2 separate regions of the Homo sapiens genome follow, and region 2 is linked to region 1. Evidence: read pairs that join two places in POLR2A ChIA-PET (ENCODE). Cell type or tissue: MCF 10A. All regions are shown on one strand. Links, peaks and the distances in the headings refer to the core of each region. The heading gives the core; the rest is flanking DNA.

Region 1 (8,438 bases), core at 2,986-6,985:
CCAGAGACACACAAAATAGGTGTTTTAGTACAAAGGCACTGAGAAGAACATGACATAAGCCCTTTCAAAGAGTTCCTGAAATAAAAACCTAAACTATTATTGAGTGCAAACCTGCTAAAACTGTAGATGTCGATGGATGACTTATCTTAGTATCAACCTATAAAAATGAAAAGATTCCTGCACCTTCATTTCATTTCTGCCCATCAAAACTGGACCTTTGGCAGAAAATGAAAAGATTTCATCTTGGGGCCGGGCGTGGTGGCTCATGCCTGTAATCCCAGCACTTTGGGAGGCCAAGCTGGGCAGATCACAAGGTCAGGAGATCGAGACCATCCTGGCTAACATGGTGAAACCCCGTCTCTACTAAAAATATAAAAAATTAGCTGGGCATGGTGGCGGGCGCCTGTAGTCCCAGCTACTCGGGAAGCTGAGGCAGGAGAATGGCAGGAACCCAGGAGGTGGAGCTTGCAGTGAGCCAAGGTCACGCCACTACACTCCAGCCTGGGTGACAGAGCGAGACTCCATCTCAAAAAAAAAAAAAACAAAACAAAACAAAAAAACAGATTTCATCTTATCTATGCACTCACTCTCACAGTGTGAATCAAATATTTGTACTCCCTGAATGATGGGATTAATCTTGGAGTGTTATCCCAATTCTCTAGAAAATAAGAAGCACAAGGTATTAATAACAGCTAAACTGTGGTGGGCCCTTACCATATCCTCAGGAGTTTACCTGCATTAATGCAATCAAACCTTACAACTGCTCCCTGAGGTCAGCAAGTTTGGGTAGGCAGCTCCATACACTGCCACCTGCGTCCTGTCTCCGTACCCCTCTGACCCACAAAGCGGCTCCTTAGTTCCCATTTTGGCTATTTTTCCTTATTGTATAAATGTCTTGGTCAGAAACCTCCACGGGGAATTGGAATGAGTGGCAGTTTACTAAACCTATCCTCCTCGCATTCCCCTAGTAGTAAATAATTTTCCCATCTTCAGGATACAAATGAGGAACTGAAGGTTCAATTGGGTTAGGTAAAGTACCACTGGAACACAGTCAAAAGACAGAACACCCTGGAGTAAGAACTGCTTAATCAAAACCTTGTTTTTATATATAGAAGAAATTTAAAACTCTCAGTTCCATTGCCTGCAAAAAATTTAGAACAAACTCTAGAAGTCAGAATGTGCCTTTCCCTAATGGGAAGTAGAGCGAGGGAGGAATTGTTTAGGTGATAAGGCTGTGTTGTTCAATAAAGGGCACAGAATCAGAACTAGGGAGAGGTGATTCTGGTCCCAGATCTTTACCTGTTAACGTCTCTAGGGTGGGCTTCCTGTGCTGCAAGAGAAAAATATTAACCTAAATGACCTCCAGCTACATCTCAGCTCCAGAATTTCATGTCTCCTTTCAAAGAGCTGCTAGGAGACACAAGATAATCGATGTGAAACCATTTTAAAGATTTTACCATCTGCTGTGGAAGTGTATTATTTTATGGAAAATTATAGCAAAAAATTTCAAAGTGTCCTAAGGCCAAAGGATCCGGGAGATTGTTCCCACTTTGGCCCCACTCTGAGGGCCATCCCACACAAGGGAGTGCCCGAGGAAGAGCCAAAGGGCCTGGAATATTTTGCAGAGCAAATGTCTCTACTTTTGTTTTTTCCCTGATGCTCTTCTCTTCCCCAGCTGGGGTTCCCTTCAATTGATTTCAAAAAAAAGAGCTCCCATTGTCACAAATGAAAGTTGCACCTGCACTCTGCAGAGAAGCAAATGGAACTCACCAGGAGGATGATAAAATAGACAGGTTTTCCTTAAATCAGAGAAACAAAAAACAGATAAATATTAATTTGAAATTACACTTTATCACAGCAGTCATAATAGAAGTCTAAGAAGTAGGCATTCTCCTTAGAGAAATGAGCGGATATCTGTGTATGAAGAGAAGCTACAGAGTGAGGCCAGGAGAGTTGGGGGTGGGTATTTTTAATATGGCAGTTGGGCACAGTCAGGCAAGCTCACATATTAAGAAAGCATCTGTCTATCTCTAAGGGACTTTACCTAAATTAATTTAAAACAAAATAGCTGTTAGAATTCCCACTTCATAGAAGAAGAAAGCAGGCCTGGGAGAGATGACTTGCCCAGGTCACATAGGGAAGTGAAAGCTGACCCCTCAATGGTACCTCCAAAACCTTCTAGTCCTCACATCCTCCTTCTCTACATTTCTATATTTATTATTGAAGTCTGTGTTTTAACTACACTGAAGGGATTGGGTAGAAAAATTGTCACATTCTGGACACAACTGAGTGTTCATAAATATGTCAACATTAGTGGGGCTGTCACTGCTGGCCCAGGTGCAGAAGGTATAGTTACTGCCCCAACACAATTGACTCTCATCCATCTTAATAGTGATGGCAAGCAGATAAATCAAGCAGTTAAGTCTCCTCTGTGTTAAACAAAGCAGATAAATCTCTTCTTTTTGCACTCTCTTGCAGCTTGACCATACTGCCAAGTTAATCAAGTACAAAATGCAAGCTAACCAGACAGGTCTCCCTTGAGTTGCTGCTCAGTGTAATGGAAACAGGGTTATTCTATGGATTAGGATTGGGGAAGCTAACATTTCGATGGGGGTAAAGTATTTGCTTGTGCAGGTTTGCCTCACTGCTTTGGAATGAGCCAAATGTGGAAAGGGGACCAAATCCACTCTGGGAAAGGCAAAGCCCAGCTGAAATGTGCAAATTACTATCATATAAACAAATGCCATTCTTTATCTGGCTCTCAAGGTACAAAGCAGGTTCTTAAGTACAGATTTTCTGAGCTTTTCCTGGCACTAGACACCTTTTTTCTTGTATTTCCACAGAGACCTCATGTTTTCAAAGATTTTTCTATTTACCAAACTTCATTTAAGTAAATTAATTCATTTGTTGAGTCTTATTCATCAAAGATATAACTACTGATCAAAGCTTCTAATCAGCCTGGGATAACTAATATTTCCAGAGTGTGCTAATTATACTTCCAGGCTAAAGCAAAAAACTTGACATTTTAATTAGCATGGGCAGCTTTGCCATACTAAATGAGTTGTTTCTATTGGCTTCTGCAAATACGGAAGATAACTTCCAGTGTCCTGTGGATCCAGGGGCCTAGGGTTCAAAAATAGTGGAGTTCTCTGGCCTCTAAAAATAGGTCAAGGTCCTTTTTATGTAATCCCTTAAGACCTCCTGCAAACCCTTTCCAACATAACTTCCACGTTGCGTTGTAATTGTCTTTTCAAATATACATAATTAGAGTTTGATTACTTAGGTACCATCCTAATTACATAAGCATACTTACTGAGTTTCTTCCAAACATGTGCTTCCCCCAAGAATCCCAATGAATGTTATTTTCTCCAACTCACGTCACTGATGTGTGTTTTGTTACATATCCATTCAGATATTTTGACACATATGCAATGAAATGTTATTCAAAGAAATGAAAATCCACTTCCTCTAACTTCCAATTTGATGAATTAGTAGAAGATGTTTCACGTATCAGGTGAATAAAAAAAGGAGGAAGGGCACAGGAAGAGTGAAAGGATAGGAAAAACATTTTTAAATTTATCAAAAGATGGCCTTATCAAGACAAAGAAGAGGAGGTGGGCATCTGTGCACAGAGAATCAAGTTTAGGACATGTCCATTAGCTACACCTAATGACAGTTTAGAGACTGAAGAGAAAATGGCAAGAGACAGTGGCACAGAAAGCCAATCATGTGTTCACTGAAAAGAAATTTAGATTCTATCCTGACACTTCAGGGAGTCAATGAAGATTTTTGTAAAAGATGTATTTGTGCTTTAGAAAGCACAATGGCTCTGACTATGTGACCAAAGTGTAACTCAGGTGTCAGCAGCATTGACTCTGCCTAACTACACAATAGAAATCCCCTTGAACCACCCCCTCTACCCCACAAAATCCATGTTCTTCCCAAAGAGTAGTGGGAGACAAAAATATGCCACCCCAAAATTTGAAGGGTTGTTGAGCTGAAGACAAGAGGAAGCAGATACAGGACAGCTCTCTGCCCTTTCTCTGTTTGCCCAAAAGCAGAGCATAGACTTATAAAGACAAAAGTTATTGTGCCTCTCCTTTTTTATCAGGGAGAACAAAAGTTAACCGATGAAGATAGCTTTGGACCCTTATCAGCCCAGAGATGATACCAGAGAAACTTGTATTAAGAAGCTTTACTGGCCAGGCACAGTGGCTCACGCCTGTAATCCCAGCACTTTGGGAGGCCGAGGCGGGCAGATCACAAGGTCAGGAGATCGAGACCATCCTTGCTAACATGGTGAAACCCCATGTTTCTACTAAAAATACAAAAAAATTAGCCAGGCGTTGTGGCAGGTGACTGTAGTCTCAGTTACTCAGGAGGCTGAGGCAGAAGAATGGCATGAACCCAGGAGGCGGAGCTTGCAGTGAGATGAGATCACGCCACTGCACTCCAGCCTAGGTGACAGGGCAAGACTCCATCTCAAAAAAAAAAAAAAAAAAAAGAAGCTCTACTAAACAGCCTTTAATCTGCCAGTTTTTTTCCTTCCTCCAAATTGCTGCTGTAGAGACTCAAAGCCCTTTTCCTTTGTCTTGCCACTTCTCTAAAACTTTACTTTGTTGAAGATGCTATATAAGCTGGAATTCAAAGCCACCTCTTTGATAACTACTGATTTTGCGGGGGTCTCCCATGTAAACATGAAATACACAGGTCAATAAATTTGTTTTTCTCTTGTTATTCTGTCTTTTGTTAACAGGAGCTCATTGCAACTACAAACTTACAGGAGCTTAGAAAAAAATCCTGCAGCAATTCCGCTAATGTCCAGGGACATTTTGTTTCCTGGCCTCCTCAGTCTCTGAAGCTTCTGATTTCTTTCAACATCAATCCTAAAAGGAAGTCCAGTTTTCTCTTTCAGTTTCAAACACACACACACAATTTTTTTTATTAATACCAAGTCTTTTGTTTTTTGGATTTTTGTTTTGTTTTGTTTTATATATTTGATCATTTTGTTTTGAAAGCTACACTGAAGATTTCTTAGGGAAGACGTATTAGGTTAGCACAAAAGTAGTTGTGGTTTTTGCCATTACCAATCTAATAGAAAGGGTTATATCCCCATGATGCAAATTGATGGCAATAGGAAGCATTTTTTTTTTTTTTTTTTCAAAATGCCCGTTGGCCATTCACTTTGGCCATTCACTTATTTCTTGCTCCTTGGTCTCCTTTGTCCCATTGTACCACTGAAACTTCCACACTTCTTGGAATAGCCTTGAGAGCTGTGAAAGGCTTCCTCTCTATCAGACAGAACAATGTGTTCACATCCATGCTCTGATGTCAGGTTCCTGCCTCCCTGGCCTGGTGTGATTCTGCTGCCCCCAAGCAGGCATACCAAGGCTTATTTCCATAAAAACTATTTCTTCCTCCGATGAAACTTTTCCATCAACTGTAAAGAGAATTATATTTGTTTCATCTTCTTAAAAATTATCAAAAGAAGGCACACTTTCAATGAAAAAAATGGTAGTTGGTGCAGAAATGTAGTGGAAATGGTAAAACTGAAATAGTAGCAGTGTAAATAGTGAGAGGATTGTTTTAAGAGATAATAAGGAGATAGAATCAACAGTGTCTGAAGACTGATTAGATAACAGCTTTGTGGAGGGAGAGATGGAGTCAAGGTTAATTTTGTTTTCTTACTTGAACAGCTGGGACTATCACATAAATGGTATTGATATCCACCAAGGTAGAGAATAATGGAGGATTATAATATTATTTGTTTGTATGTCCTTTTTCACATTGAGATGTCTGTAGAACATGCAGTGACGATGTCCAGAAGGTAATTGGATTTATAGGTCTGAAACTTTGATGAAACATATTTAGACATCACCAAAATGTCAGTAGATTTAAGCTATAAAAATAGATTACATCACCCTGGACCAGTGTAATACGAGTGAAGAAGAGACATGACAACAAAGCCAGGAGACATTTATGCATAAGAAGTGCAGAGAGAAAGAAAAGCCCTCTCAGGGGCTGGAGAAGCCACCAGAATGGAGAAGGAGAATCAGGAAGGAACTGGTGTATTGAGAGCTGAGGGAGGAAAGTCCCAGAAGGACAGACTAATCACAATGTGAATGTTGTGCAGAAGCTAACATGGGACCACAATCCTCCACTGGATTTTCTCCTATTTTGTTGAGGAAAGAAAACCATTGTGAGATTTGCCAGATTTGAAATTAAACAGCTGTTTTAATTTCTTATGAGTTCTAATAATCTACCTGTCTTTAACCCACTTCTTATCATCGACAGGTAAATATATTCAAAATATTCCAGAATATAGCATTATTTTATTCACAGCTATAGAATAACGATACTGACAGGTGTACATGAGAGACCACACATCACCTCCATTTTCATTGATAAGGCCGAGAGTCCCAAGGAAACCAATCCCAACATTAGCACTGCAATTATCAAGCCTAAGCCATTGCCTAGTGAAAACTAGGCTTATTCAGAGCTGCATGAAATCTTTCAGGTCATTGGGTCAGATATTATAGTAAATTATTACAAATGGTATAGGAAAATAAATAACAGATTATTGAATATTTAGAGACATATCTATTAGGATAATCTGCCCAAGGAGAGTGGTAATTTAATTTTTTTAATCTTATTTTCTTCCTCTCTATACTATTCTCAGACAGCCGTAACAAGATCTCCTTCAGTATAACATGATTCACTGCCTAATGTTAACAGATATCATTCTTTAGGAGAAAAACATAACATCAAGAAATATTCTTCTACCTAAGAGAAAGTATTTTATAGAAACTAATATGGTAGGTGCCATGGTTTCTACTTCAGGCTGCAGGCACCCATTCCATGGTCTGCTGGCCACTCAGAGCTGAGACTTGCCCTGAGCCAGGAGGAGCTGCCTCATCCAGGCTGATAACCCATTGACAATGAAAGTCCACGTCCAACGACTGCTTTGTATGTGCACAAACCCAGATGCCTTGCCTTGGCTCATGCCCTAATTCTGGAAAACGCTATAGAGTTAAACCAGCTCCATCCCTTTAAAATGGGGTGAAGCCTCTGTGTCAACTGCTTCAAGTTCAACTTCTTTCTTCGTCCCAACCTGCTTCCTTTACTCCCTGACAGGCACTGTTCTGAGAGCACTCCCTGCTACTTCTTGCACACGGATCTCAGTGTCTCAGTGTCTGTTTTCCAGGGAACTTAATCTAAGACAACTGATAGTACATGTCCATTTAGATACACCAGATAAGACATGGTTAGACTCCTAAAAGATTTAGTACTATAGATCTCTGTTTCTAAAACTCTAAAATGCAAAGGGACAAAGTCATTATAATATATATCTGTAACTTTCAATCATCTCTGTTGTATGTGCTAATAGCCCCATAATAATGAACACAAGAATTATTGTGTTCTCCATCATGTCTGTATAAATGCCATATTGAGCAGAATATTTTTCATCTTTATTTATTTATGTGTTTATTTATTTTTAGAGACAGAGTCTTGCTCTGTCACCCAGGCTGGAGTGCAGTGGCATGATCATAGCTTACTGCAGCCTCAACCTCCTGGGCTCAAGTGATCCTCTTGTCTCAGCCTCCCAAATTGCTGGGATTACAAACATGAGCCACTGCACTCAGCCTGTTTTTATCTTTAACTCCTACCTCTCACCTTTCCTTCTTGAAAATTTTAGGAAGTGTGTTATTGTGCTTTTGTTGTTGATGGTGTTGTTGTTATTTCTATCTTCCTTCTAATAACTTTGATTTATTCTCAGATTTTCCTGCCTATTTACAATTATTTAACTTTTTTCCCTGTCTATAATTTTCACTGACTGCATAGGCTTATAGAAATGTCTACTATTTTCCTTAAAGTTGCCGTGACTTTTTCTTCGTCTTGATTACTTCTCTCCAATTTTAAAGCATGTTCTTTGACACTTCTGTAATTTTTTAAGAGGAGAAAGACTTCGTTTACTGTAATCATTCCTCTTATGTTTTAAAGTTTATCCTATTTGTTAGCAGTTAGAATGATATTTTAATGGTGTTAGAGAACCTAGAGATGCCCTAAGTATGCCTTGTCAATTGCCCTATAACCATGAGTTCTTCTCTAAAAACAAACATTCTAAGAATGAAACAAACATCTAAACAATGAAACACAAAGAATGAGAAACGAGATATCATTTCAAATCAGGCAAAGACAGAATCAGAACACTTCACTTACACTAAAAGCTTTCTCAGAATGCTACCTAAGCTCTTATTATCCTCCAATTGGTTAAGTAGTACAAAACCTTTAAGAAATAGCTAGTGTACTTAGGCCCAAGAGAAAAGGAGAAAGAGCTTCTGTCCTGTATCTGCCTTCCTGATGGAGGCTGGAACAGGACCAACTGGCAAGTAGATGCACTACCTTTTCACACGGTGATTTCTGCATTCCCCACATCA
Region 2 (8,438 bases), core at 1,717-5,716, 100 kb before region 1:
TCACATTAATAGATGTTGGAGGGACATTTGATAATATTTAACAGCTAATCCCAATAAAAATCTTTAGGTAAGACAGAAAAGTTAATGGAAATATTTCCGATATTTACCAAAACCAAGACTCAATGTATTCTCAACATCGAAACGATAGAAAGAATCCAATAAAACCCAGGAATCAAACAGAAAGCTTGTTATCACTATGTTTATTCAATATTAATTTGAAAACTCCAATGAAAACAGTGAGATAAGGAAATGAGTTGTTAGAAATTTTGTAAATGAAGAGATAAAATTATCTCCATTTTGCTGATACGATTATGTACTTAAAAATCCAAGAGATTTACAAAGAGAAAAAAACTACTGGCATTGATAAGAATATTTGATAGAATGACTGTGTATAAACAAGGTAAGCAGACTTAATAAATTTTTCCTTCCTAGTAACATACTTGGAAAAAGAAAGAGGAGAAAAAAAATGCCTTGAAAATGACAATGTAAACTAAATAGAATAAGCAAGGGATAGAGCCCATGAAAGCTATAAATCCTGTTGTAAGAATGAAAAATGATCTGAAACAATAAAATTACATGCCCTGTTTTCAAATGGAATAAATTAATATAAAAATTAGTCTTCCTAAGATAAGGACGTATGTATATGTTTGTTTACACATACACACACACATACACATGATGTCATTCTCAATAGAATTCCAAGATTCAGTTATGTTTCATTTCAACTTGAATTGCATAAAAACTTAAAGTTCATATGGAATGAAAATCCTATGAATAAACTAAAATTAAAATAAGGGAATATTTACCTAACCAGGTATCCAGATATACCATAAAGATACTGAAATCAAAACAATATAGGGATGGCAGATATATGAAAAAGTAAATCAGTGGAACAGAGAGAGAATCCAGAAAAGACAGAGTGTATACATTAGAATTGGATATTGGTCCAGGGGTTATTCAATTTCAGGGAGAAAAAAAGGTGACCTGTTTACAAAATTTCTCCCCAAGCCGCTATTCATTCTAAAAAAATTAATAAACCCATCTCATGTTATTTACAAAAAAATCAATGGATTAAAGTGTTAAAAATAATATGATATTACTGTTTTACTAGGATTTCTGGGGAAGACCAGGAAAGAAACTAATAAAAAACTTGTGTAGCAGAAGATACTATTAATAAAGACAGTAAACAAATGGTAGATGTAGGAAACATGTTTGCAATGCAGATGACAGATAAGAGTTTAAAAGCTACAATTATATGAAGAGAGCTTTAAAAATTGATAAGAAACAAACAACCACCTGACAAGAAAAATGAGCAACAGATATAAATAAGCTATTCACAGTTGAGTAAATCCAAATGGCCAAAAAATATGTGTATATATATTTTAAATTCACTAACAGGGAAACAGAAACTGAAGTAATAATAAATGATCACTTTAACCCTATGAGGCCAACACAAATTTTAAATAATGATAACACTGTTGGTAGGGATATGTGGAACAAAGCATGTTCTACATTGCTGCTAAAAATGTAAATTGGTACAGCTTTTTAAGAAAGCAATTGGGCAACATTTATTAAAATGTAAAAATACATAAACCTTTTGACCAAGCAATCCCACTCCTTCGTATATATTCCATAGAAATACAGCTGCCAGTAAATAAGGACATGTGAATCCAGATGTTTATTGCAGCATTCTTTGTAGTGGCAAAAATATGTACACAAAGGAATAAACCACGGTAATCCACAGCACAGAATATTATTCAGCTATACTTTCAGACCTAATGGATTTCCAAAAGTTACTACTGATTCAGAAAAAAGTAAGATGCAAGAAAAATTGTGTACAATATGGTTTATTTCTGTAGTGCAAATAATGACAAAAACATACTCACATATATGTGTATATGTATGCACATAATATATAATGTGACATAAACTTAGGGAATCTTTTGAAATAATGCAGAATAATACATATTAGTCCACACTAGTTAAGGGGGTTTACAGGTATTAATATTTATATTACTTAAAGTAAGTGGTGTAGGAGAGGTAAATATAGGAGAATGAAGACAGGGAATAGGGAACAAATAAGGAAACAGAAAAAGGAAAGAAAATGTTATACTGAAAAGAAAGCCTTATAATAATATCACTTACATAAAAGTATAAAAGTCCATATGTATGCATATTTTCTGACCTGGAGGAGCAATTTATAGCACCTTTATTGAGTGTGCTTTTCTAGAGTACTTTTTATGTCTGAACTTATTTAACCATCACCATAATCCCACAATAATATTGAAAATATTATCCTCATTTAACCAATGAGAAAACTAAGAGGTTAAGTAAGTAATTTATGAAGAGTTACATGATTATTTAGCTCCAGGGTTTGGATTTGAACCCAGGCACTGTGACCCTAAAACCTTGGCACTTAACCATCAGATAGCTTAGCTTTTAACAAATTTATGTCCAAGACATATTATAAGGCTAAATTCACAAATTGCAACATAATGTGTGTAACACTGTTTTATCTCAGTTAAAAAAAAAAAAAAAAAAAACTCCTGTAGATACATAATGAACATATGTTTTATAGACATATATTTGTTTGAGCAAGAAGAAAGATGTAGTTTAGTCCACAGGCTATTAAATTTGTTAGCTCTGGTGGGTGGAGATGGATATAAAGACAAGAGTGGGGCAATTGGTTTTGGTTTTATATACCGCTAAAACATGTTTGATAAGTACCTAGATAGTCTCCTACACAGTGTATAAAAGTTAATTGCTGAGATGTTTTGTTTTGTTTTGTTTTTCTCATTTAGGGCTCTTTGATATTTAAGCAACATTTGTTCAATGGGAATTTCAGGCATGAAAAGCTTTATAAAGGAGGTGGCACTCAGTATATAGGTAAGATTTTGAGATGTCAGAACAATTACATGAAAAAAAAATTATGGCAAAATATTGCAAGACATCTTTAAGCCTACTCCTTCAATAACCTGGGCTAGAGGAAGTGTTTTTGTATGAAAGCAATGTTAGAAGTCTGAAAGACGGCATAGGCTTATACAGCCTTGAATGCTAGGATTAGAAACATATTATTCACTGCGTAAGTGAACTGGGCTCCTGCAATACTGGACCTCTTAAAACTGTGCACTAACCGTATGAGAGTCTGATATGGATGCAGCCTTGACATCAGGGAGGGTCCTAGGCTTGGCTCCAGCCTGCAAGTCCTTTACCTAATACTGGCCCCATTCAAAGATTGTTTTATTCCATGTGTCTCTTGTCACCCTTGTTCCACAGATGCCTATGGAACATCTGGTAGTTCCAGTGAGTCCACAGGGTGTCAGGTGTCAGTGCAGAAGCACTTGCTCCACTCAGATCCCTATACCTGCCTTAGGAAGTTCATGCCACCTTACTCTTCCAGAAGCAAAATAAATGCCCCATCCATAAAGGACCATGTTTCCTTTCTCCTGCCTACTCCTTGGCAGCAGTTTTACTTCTGCACCCTGCTGGATTTTCCTGGCAATGGTTAGGAAAATCCGCAGAGCTAGGTATGCAGATTTCATCCTTCTCCTCTTTTGTGTCCTAATGACAAGAACATTAAAGGCAGCAAGGTGAAGTGGAGGGGAGACAAAGCAAAACAAAATAGAGTATAATGTAGGATTTAGGTTGGACACATCTCAGATAAAAGCTGCATCTAAATCAACATAGCTTTGAGCCACCTCTCATGCAAATTTCTTCACCTGGAAAGCCAAGTGTTTTGCAAACCCAAAATTTTATTTTTAAAATTGTGCAATTGTTCTGCATCATTGCCATTACTGATGAGAATATATGTCAAAACAAATTCAGGAATTTGGTGCTTACGCAATGACATTCACTGGTTGCTGGACTTTAGCTGGAAAAGTCGTCGAAGCCAAATCAGTTTATAACATGGTCGGGCTCACTGACTAGGGCACTCAACTATTGATTATGATTGTTGTCCAGTGATTTAATGTAAAATACTCTTGCCTCTTTCCATGCTGTAACTGCTTTAATGTAATTCAATTCAGAGTATAAAATGATGTTGAAGTGACATACTTATGGCTGAGGGGCAGATTTTAAAAGGTGATTCATTAAAGGATTACTGAACTGGCACATTCAGTTATGCACAGCTGGATTATATGGCAGGGTTCTCTGTCAAGAAGAGTGCACAGGAAGATGCCTTTGTAGTAGAGGGCTGGCCTGAGCCCAAAGAGCTTATGTATTTCCAAGAATAAATTTCATTCTCTCACCATACAGGAAAAAAAGATACAAAAAAAATAATAATAATAACAAGCCTTAGAGAAAGTTCCTAAAATGCAAGAAGGGATTTTTTGGAAAGGATTTATACAGTTGTTTTACAGTAGCAATAGCTCCATTAAAACGAAAGGCTCATATTTCAGGGCCACCTACTTCAGTTTCAAAATCTGTAGGCTGTGGAAATCCATGTGTTAACAGGCATACTGTTCATACTTAGATATTGTATCACTGAGTTGTTTCTTTCCATTTCTAGTAATTCTTTTTACCCATGTGATTCTAACCCCACTAATAAAGTCTCTTTTAGATTCATGGCCTCTGGGAAGGAAAGAAGGAAGGAGTAAATCACTGACTTTCACTTTAAAAGTCAAAGTCCTTGCATAAACATTAAAGTTGTGAAATCCAGGGTTTGTTTCTTTCTTTCCCATTTTAGACAAGATAAAGATTAGCTGGGCTGGAAAAGAAGAGAAAAATCAGGGAGAAGGCAGATTAGATGTTCCTGGTGTTTTGGGAAAGGGCCATGTACCTTCCCCAAACCATAGGCCAAGTTAGGCAGAAGGAAGGTTGCACATCTTCAGACAAGTTTAGGGATTTGAATGGAGCCCGTGACCTGGAACTTAGTAAGGGAGTGCATTTTAAAAAAATATCCTGTGCCCTCCTTGGCATGATAGCATTTGAATAGTAATGGTTCCATAAGGTATTCAGCCAAAAAAAGGCTGAGACAAATTTGAAAATCCCCTGTGGACCTAGAATGGCACAAGAGAAGAGCCACACACGTCTCTTGTTTCACAAGAGGAGCTCATAAATTGCCAAGCAGATTTGAAGAGATCTGATACAAAGGGCAAGGAAGACATGGTTACAACCTGTGGAGGACTCAACAACCAGTGATGTCACAGCAAATACTTCCAAGGCAGATGTCAAAATAGCCACACCAAGATCTTGGGCCTCTTAAAGTTCTAGAACCCAGAAGAAAACATGGGATTTGGGAAGATCCTGAATTGACTTGGAAAAGACCTTGAAACAATGGAAGAAATTCCAAATTGACTGTTAGAGTGCTCCTAGGAAAGGAAACAATAGGATAGATAGATGGATTAGATAGATAGATGATTAGATAGATAGATAGATAGATAGGAGGGGATTTATTGTGGCAATTGGCTCACATGATTATGGATGCCAAGTCCCACAGTGTGTCATCTGCAAGCTGGAGAACCAAGGAAACTGGTGGTACAATACAGTTGAGCCAAAATGCCTGAAAACCAGTGCAGCCAGTGCTGTAAGTCTCAGCCTGAGGCTGAGGCCTAAGAAACTGAGTACTGCTGGTACAATATCAGAACCCAAAGGTCTAAGACCCTGGAATTCTGATATTCAAGGGCAGATGAAGATGGTTGTGGCCGGGCGCAGTGGCTCACGCCTGTAATCCCAGCAGGCGTGGGAGGCCGAGGCGGGCGGATGACGAGGTCAGGAGATTGAGACCATCCTTGCTAACACGGTGAAACCCCGTCTCTACTAAAAATACAAAAAAGAATTAGCCAGGCGTGGTGGCGGGCGCCTGTAGTCCCAGTTAATCGGGAGGCTGAGGCAGGAGAATGGCATGAACCTGGGAGGCGGAGCTTGCAGCGAGCGGAGATCGCGCCACTGCACTCCAGCCTGGGCGACAGAGCGAGATTCCGTCTCAAAAAAAAAAAAAAAAAAAAAAAAAAGATGGTTGTCCCAGCTCCAGAAGAGAGGGCAAATCCATCTTTCCTCTGTCTTTTTGTTCTAGCAAGGACCTCAACAAATAGAAAGGTGCCTGCCCACCTTGGGTAAGGGCAGATCTTCCTTACTCAGCCCACCGATTCAGATGCCAACCTCTCCTGGAAACACCCTCAGAGATGTGTCCAGACATAATGCTTTCCCAGCTATCTGGGTAACCCTTAACCCAGTCAAGCCGACACCTAAAATCAACCATCACATTGACCAAGATTGAATTTCAACCAGATGAAATAGGGAACTTGAAATATAACTTAAGTTCACTTATAGGAAAATAAAATCATATTTCTTAAACCGTTCCGTTGGTAAGCTGAGAATTGCAGGTACTTAATATGACTACCTGAAGCATAATTTTTCACTGTCTAAACATAGATGAAAATTACTGTAAAGTTAAAAAATATGTTCTTAATATCTAATATCCAACTCTCATCCATCATTGAAAATATAAACTCTGTGTGATTTAAAAAATTTGAATTATTTAAAATAATTGAAATTATTGTCTTCCCACCACGATTGAATTTTTTATATTATACTAGAAGATTAGAGGTAGGCAGACCAGGAGACTTATAAAATGAAATTGAAAGGTGATATCCTATGTATGACATTTTACTTGGAGAGTCTTTAATCCCAATAATGCATCTGACAGTATATGGCGAGAATGTAGCATAAAGTATAAAGCAAACTCTATAATTTACACATCCAAATGAGTATCATTTTTCACTTGTTACACTGGAAAACCATTGAGATCTAAAGGTACTGTGGTTTGGCCCAGCACGGTGTCTCACTCCTATAATCCTAACACTGAGAGGCTGTGGTGGGTGGATTGCCTGAGCTCAGGAGTTCAAAACCAACCTGGGCAACATGGTGAAATCTCGTGCCTACTAAAATACAAAAAATTAGCTGGGCATGGTGGCGCATATCAGTAGTCCCAGCTATTCAAGAGGCTGAGGCACAATAATCGCTTGAACTCAGGAGGCAGGGGTTGCAATGAGCCAAGATTGCACCACTGCACTCCAGCCTAAGTAACACAGCCAGACCCTGTGTCAAAAAATAAATTAAATAAAGAAATGTACTGAGGCTCAACGTATTTTGGGGATTCCTCTTTCAAAGTTTGCTTCTGAGACAGTATATGAGACCCACAAGAAAATAAGTGTTATCACCAATTTAGAAGCCATTCAAGAAGTCTAAATATCTTTGTAGCCAGACTTTATCTTTGATTATTAATACTATTTTTAAGCTTGATACATTTATTCAATAGATTTGGTCCAAAGCATTATTAACAGAGTTCACAGCACAAAGCCATCCTTAAAGAATGCTCCCATTGAAAACATCCAAAGTGCCACACCTCTGAAAGGAACCTAACGAATTACCAAAGGTTTGGCAGAAATGGTAGAAAATGTACACTCACTCAACAAGGGAAAAAAGGGATAATTAATGCTATGAACTTTGATGAATAGATCTATAATGACTCAGGGTGAAATAAATTATCTTGTTTATTCTTTTTTCTCTTAAGTACAATATGGTAAATATATATATATAGTGGTCCCTCTGCTCATGTACCCTCTATATCTAAAATACAACCTGAAATTTTTGAAAAATTGTAGTCTCCTTTTTAAAAACAGAACAATAATATTGTGCCAAAGAAAGGAGGAAAAGCATAAGAGAGGCAAGGCAGCTAGAATGTTTCTTCACGGAGAATAACCAAGCATACCAAAAACCAGAGAATGCAAGAAGAGACAACCTATAACGTGTCTACAATAAATCTTTTTAACAATCTTTCCTTGCCTCTCCAAAGAAAGGATTGTATGTGGCAATTCTGAATGTTGTCTATTCTCTCCCTCTAATTCCAATAACATAGAAGGTGAATGAATTAAAATGTATTCCAAATGAAAATTGTAAATATGATTCAATATTCATGAACAGAATGAGTTTTAAATATTTAACAACCATGAGCGCATAGACACTGACCAGTCGGAACAGATGCGGCAACTAATGGACACTAGCCATTAACTGACATTGTCATGAACAACTGACATTGTCATATTGGGTGTCTCAGCTGATTATTAGCCCTGCTCATGGTGTTTCTCTAGGGGAGAATAACTCCTTTTTACATACAAACAGGTTTTTTTCTTTATATGTGAGCTCAGTAAGAAACACAAAATCTCTATTGCAACATGCTGTTTTTGAAGTTCTATCGTTTGCATCAGAAAAGGTAAAAACGAAGTATAATAGTAAGCAATTTTATCTGCTCAGAAAACTTTAAAAGCAAAGTGAAATCACTCTACTAGACAGCTGTTCTTTGAAGAGGACCTACCAATTTTTTATTATAAGTATAAACATTACATAGAATCTACCTTCTGTTGGAGAAAACCAGTTATTGATAACAGTGGAATAAGGACAACAGGGCTCATGTTATCAGATACGTAGGACATGGCAAG

What was found. Peaks named below come from ENCODE experiments on the same cell type or tissue, not always from the same donor. Only the 100,000 strongest peaks of a DNase experiment are listed, where the experiment ranks them.
Region 2: POLR2A ChIA-PET joins it to region 1 with 5 read pairs; 2 of 35 experiments call an interaction of 5 or more read pairs at or near these places.

Annotation. Positions count from the first base shown.
Region 1 is chr1:214,917,431-214,925,868 of GRCh38, reverse strand. No RefSeq gene overlaps it. Among named protein-coding and RNA genes, the nearest start is that of KCNK2, 160 kb to the left of the region's middle. In MCF 10A, for the core only: no CTCF peak of the experiment used is centred there; no DNase peak of the experiment used is centred there.
Region 2 is chr1:215,019,051-215,027,488 of GRCh38, reverse strand. It overlaps a transcript of KCNK2 not described here. Among named protein-coding and RNA genes, the nearest start is that of KCNK2, 59 kb to the left of the region's middle. In MCF 10A, for the core only: no CTCF peak of the experiment used is centred there; DNase peaks (open chromatin) are centred at 3,828, 4,108 and 4,488.